Linked DNA regions of Mus musculus: region 1 is linked to region 2. A link is a contact called in ENCODE Hi-C data. All regions are on one chromosome and are shown on one strand. Each heading gives the region's core, a stretch centred on a gene start or an enhancer-like site at or near the end of the contact. The rest is flanking DNA. Distances are from core to core; before and after follow the strand shown.

What was found. A loop is a pair of places that touch in the nucleus more often than their neighbours do.
Region 1: a loop to region 2 is called in a map of v-Abl transformed pro-B cells, with 4 times the contacts of the local background. The contact joins the promoter of Atp11c here to the promoter of F9 in region 2. A Hi-C loop is called at or near these places in 15 of 37 maps with a recorded cell type or tissue (CH12.LX, Patski, adrenal gland and 5 more).

What each region holds. Positions count from the first base shown.
Region 1 is chrX:60,402,611-60,405,310 of GRCm38, forward strand. It overlaps Atp11c (ATPase, class VI, type 11C), which reads right to left and starts at 1,395. Exons shown (of 30, transcript NM_001037863.2): 1 at 1,195-1,395. The coding sequence starts at 1,221.
Region 2 is chrX:59,998,037-60,000,736 of GRCm38, forward strand. It overlaps F9 (coagulation factor IX), which reads left to right and starts at 1,428. Exons shown (of 8, transcript NM_007979.2): 1 at 1,428-1,515. The coding sequence starts at 1,428.

The DNA of each region.
Region 1 (2,700 bases), core at 145-2,644, 400 kb after region 2:
CTTAAGTGTGATTAAGCAGGGGACATTTGTGAAAGTTTCAGATATGGGGGGTGGGAAATGACAGCAAATTGTTCTGACCTATGAAAAATATGTCAGCAATGATTTAATTAGAAATGACTCCACAAAGTTACCAAATTGTCAAGTCCTTAAGTCTATCCTAAGACGGAATGGGGAAGCATTCTGCATTCTCCCCCTTAACTACAGGGAAAAAAATAAAAATTTTAGGATGATGGCTTTCTTTAATATCCGTGGCAGAAATAAAATCCTATTCCCTGACACCTCTTCTGGAAATTAGGGGAGTTGCTACAAACATCCTTTAAGTAAACTGCTCTACTTTACTCAGTTCTTAACATACCCTCTGAGTAAACAGGTTAATCCAAAAAGTCAATAGCAGCCAGAAATCGCTCCCTCCCAATCCCGTGCCACACTCCCCACAGAAATACAATTCCCTTTTCTGGGGGGCTTTAGAGGCGTGGAGAAGGTGGTCGGAGGAGTTCAGCTGCCGGGTGGATTCCAAGCCTGGAGCAGAGGGTGCTGCTCTGCGAGGCTTGAGCCCCAGGGTCTGTAAAGCTGGAACAGGCTCCCGCCGTCGCTGCTGGCCCCAGCCCATCGTGCCCACAGCCCTCGCTCTTTCTGTCACCCTCAAGGTGAGCTTGGAGGCTGAGTCCTCAAAGTTTGCCCAGTCTCTGGTCATCGGCCATGGCCCGGGCGAGGCTGAGCCCTGGTTTAGCCTCCGCTTCTCTCAGCCCCCTAGCTCTTCTTTTGGGCCACAGTGACAGGTCTAGGTTTACCTCCACGTGCTCGTGGCAGAGGAAACAAAAGAAAGCTTCCTCCCCGATAATTCAACGCCATCTTCCACTAATTGGGAAACTGAGCCCCCCGCCCCGGGGAGCCCCCCGCCCCGAGTTCCGCGCGTCTGTCACTCCGAGGCGATTCCCCAGGCTGGAGGCAGAGTTCCTCAGAGCCTCGGGGAACCTCAGCTGAAATGTCCCGGGGCAGGGGTGGGACGCCCGAGAGCCCCACCTGCCTCCCCACCCAGGCCACCCGGGGCGCCGGGTTTCCGCTAAAACGCAGAGGCGGGGGAGGGGGCTGGCGCGTCCCGCTCGTCCCCTCGCCCAGAGACTGCGAAGGAGCGGCGGGGGGCCAGCGAGCGGGCCACCGGGGTACGCGTGGAGCCGCGGCCAGTGTACTCACCAAACGGTTGAGGGTCCGGCGGAACATCGCGTCCGAGGCTGCGGGGTGCCAGGCTGGGCTCCGCTGGGCTGTCTGGGAAGGCGCCGTCCACAAAACACACTGCGGCGTGGGCCCGCGGCGCAAAGCGGACAGCTAGCTCGCCTGCCCTGTCGCCAGCCCGCTGCCGCCTGCCCTCCTGCCGCCTGCCCTCCTCGCCTCTGCGCGCCCCCGCCCCCGGCCGCCCAACCGCCCGCCCGCCCGCGCGCTCGCCGCCCCGCCCCGCCCCGCCCTCCCCGCGACCCGCCCCCAGCCCCGGCCCGCCCGCCTCGGGGGCGGCGGCCCCGTCGCTCCCCTTATCTGGCCCCAGCACCGCCCCGCGCTCCCGCCGCAGCCCGCCTCGCAGCGAGCCCGGCGCGCGGGGGAGGGATGGCGGACCGGCCGCTGCTCAGCCTGGCTCCCCGTCAGCGCCCGCCTCGGCACCCCGCGCCTCACGCTCGTCCTGCCGCTAAGCCCCCGGCCGAGTCCCCACTCGCCCGCTTCAGCGGTCGCCCGTCTCGGGCGTCCCCGCGCCTCGCCTGGCAGGACTCCCAGGGGTCTGTGAGGAGCCACGGTCTCCCTCACCCCGGCCCTAACTCGTCCGTTGGCGCCGCTTCGCTCGCAGTCCTTCCTCGGCCCCGCGCTTTCGCCCGCCCAGCACTTCTGGCTGAGGAGAGCCTCGGTGCGGCCCGCCTCGAGGCTTCCAGGCGTGCCCGCTTCCTGCCCGGGAGTGGCCGCTCTCTGAGGGACGACTCGGGACGAGCCGGGGACTAAGGGGACCCTGGCGCGGGCGGGCGGGCGCGGCGCGGGCGGCTGGAGTAGTTACAAAAGCCGCCCCCTCCAGGCGTCCCTCTTGGGTCCCACCTAAGCCGTCTTCACCTCGCAGTTGGGGTTGGGGCTTTGGGGCTTTGCGTTCCCTGTCGTCTGACTACCCCACCTAAGCCCGCTTACTTCCACTTTCTCTAGGAGGTTGTAAAGTCGGGCTTTGTGTCGTTGGTGCTGCGCAGCGGGGCGGGATTTCCCTGCCACCCTCTCCTTGATCGCCCGCCCTTTTCCACGCTCCTGGGGCACCCTGGGAGTTGTAGTCCAAGGGTTCGCTTGGACTGATATTGTGGGCTGGGAGCTCCCCCATATGCACGGCTCCAGTCAGTTCACAGGGTTGCAGAGGGAAGCTGCCCGAGGTTCTCCCTACCAGCTGCGTGCAGAAATCAGAAACACTGGGTAGATTCTTAGCTGTGGGAAATGTGATGAGGATAAATTACATAAAGCCCCGAATGCTGAAAGACTTTCCCAGAACTCAACATTTACGCCACAAGAAATCTTGCACGCCCTCAACTTGCTAACTTAACATTTGCATTTACAAAAGTTTAAAACTTAAAAATGAAAGCTTGGTCAAGTATTCCCTTGAACCTGGACAGTTCTCTCTGCTCCCACCCTTTTTTTCCACTACCTTCTGAGACCCGGCCCTAGGCTGTGAGCTGAGAACTTTCA
Region 2 (2,700 bases), core at 178-2,677:
AGAAGGATGGTACCTCTGAGTGATGGGTCACTGTTAACCCAACTCAGAAGAATCCTTCAGAAATGGAAAAAAATAAGTTTCAGAGTTGTGCCTACTTTTAAATCCTAGAGCAAAAATCTATGTGAACCCATAAAAAGTTGGGTAAATATGATTAACTAGTAGTTAGATGATATAACCCTAGAAGTAGGCTAAGTTCATCAACTAATAAGACACAAATTGTCTTTAATTCTAAGGGAATTGGAATTCTAATTCATAATTGGAGCAAAATTAGATACAAGCAAGGTATCTTTTTTTGCTTATCCCATTAGCAAGGACAAGAACATTGACAAAGACATGGGAAAATTAGCCATTTTATTTTCTCTATTCCATTTATTTTTCCATTTATTATTTATCAAAACACACATAGCAATAACAAAATACCGACAATAAATAATATCCATTAAGAGCTTTCAGAGTATTAAGACATCTTATTTATTAAGCTTCCAATGATGAAATATGTACAGTAGAGGTACTGTGTACTGTTCCCAATTACAGATAAGGAAACTGAGTTTTTTTTCAGGTTAAATTAATGGTGAATAATTTTAAAAATATGACAAGTCACAGGCTGATACATAGTTACTATTCTAAACATTATATATAAATATATATAAGAAATTAACATAATAGACCAAATAAAAGGATTCACTTGTTATCTTTAAACTCTATATTATTGCTCTGTGATGAAGATAAACTGAGTTCCCACAGATAAACTTACCTGGCAGCACAATTGTAGCTCTGCTCCAGTGGCAGCAGCTCATGAAACCAGAGTGCACTTTTTGTTTTGTTTTGTTTTGTTTTGTTTTGTTTTGTTTTGTTTTGTTTTGTTTTTTGTTTGTTTGTTTGTTTTGTTTTGTTGTTGTTGTTGTTTTGTTTGTTTGTTTTTCAAGACAGGGTTTATCTGTAAAGCCCTGGCTGTCCTGGAACTCACTTTGTAGACCAGGCTGGCCTCGAACTCAGAAATCTGCCTGCCTCTGCCTCCCGAGTGCTGGGATTAAAGGCGTGCGCCACCACCGGCCGGCCACTTTTTTTTATTATTAGATATTTTCTTTATTTACATTTCAAATGTTATCCCCTTTCCTGGTTTCCCCTCCAAAACCCCCCTATCTCTTTCCCCCTCTCCCTGCTCTCCAGCCCACCCACCCCTTCTTCCTGGTCCTGGCATTCCCCTACACTGGGGCATTTGAGCCCTCACAGAACCAAGAACCTCAGAGTGTACTTTAATAACAAGCCCTGACCATTCTCTTCACTTGATCCAAGAACCAACTGGAAATAGCCCAAAGATACACCGAGGGAGATGGACAACAATTTCCCAGAAGTAAGTCCCATTCAGCTTGCACTTTGGAACGATTGATTAGCCCTGACGCTTGCACAATCTCCTAACAAAGGTCATGAAGCACCTGAACACCGTCATGGCAGAATCCCCGGCTCTCATCACCATCTTCCTTTTAGGATATCTACTCAGTACCGAATGTGCAGGTTTGTTTCTTTTTCGATGCTATGCTTAATATGCTTCTCCTTTAAAAACAGAAATATTTAGAACTACCTTTATCAAGTAAAGCAAGATTTCATGATTTGGCAGCTATAGTTTCTATTGTAGCAGGAAGCACGTCAGCCAGGAACTCTGGCTCTGTGGTAACTTCAGTTTCAATATTTGAAAAAACGAACTACATTTACAGGGCTTGTGGTGCATTTTTATTTAATAGATACAGTTATTCTTATGATTTGACAATATAATTCCACTTAAAATTTATGTGTCCTTGGTTTTAAAAAAATGAAAATCGGAAAATGTCTTAACAAAGAAATTGCACAATAAGCAGGAAACATGTTATTTTAGGATTTTAGACTCATCACCTTGAAATAAAAAGGGGAAACATCAAAACCACAATGGTTAATTTGCATAAAAAGTCTTTCTTGAATCTACATGTGTTCCAGTGTTTTAGAACTAGATGGTAAGGCATAGTTATAATGTTTAAACATATATTTATAGTTTAATTTCTCAGCTAAAATTGAAAGATTACGCTTTTATTACTAAGTTGCTGTCTGTAATGAAAGCTTTTACATAGATGGAAATAAATCAGCTCATCTGTCATACATCTCAGAGCTGATGTTTAGAGAACCATAATACTCAGAGGCCTCCCTAGGGGACAAAAGTAAGTATACAAATGGCCAGAAAGAGGAGTAGCTTAATTCATGCAAAGTACAGCACATCAGGGTTTCGTTTGGTTTCGTTTTTTGCAACAACAGTGGCATTACTCCCCAGGGAAAGGCACACAGGAAGAACTTACTGGCTTTAGACAAACAGCCTGATTGCCCCAGATGCATTTATCACACTTACTAGTCAACCTACTAAAGTCAAGCAAGTGACAGTGCCAGGATCAGAGGTGCCAACCCTGAGCATCCCCAGAAAATCGGCTGGTCTCCTGGTTCCCACTCCAGACATGATGTCAACTGTGGAATCAGACTTAAAAGCTGAAATGATGATGTGAGAATGCAAAGGTTAAACTGCACTAGCAAAGTGGGTAGAGATGAAAAATACATGTTGGAAACTCATTACGTGGACCATAAAGGCAGGTCATTCAACCTAGTGCATCAGATTGACCTATGTGAGAACAAAAGATCCAAGCACTCTCTTATAAAGATCCAAGCACGTCTTAGTGGTGA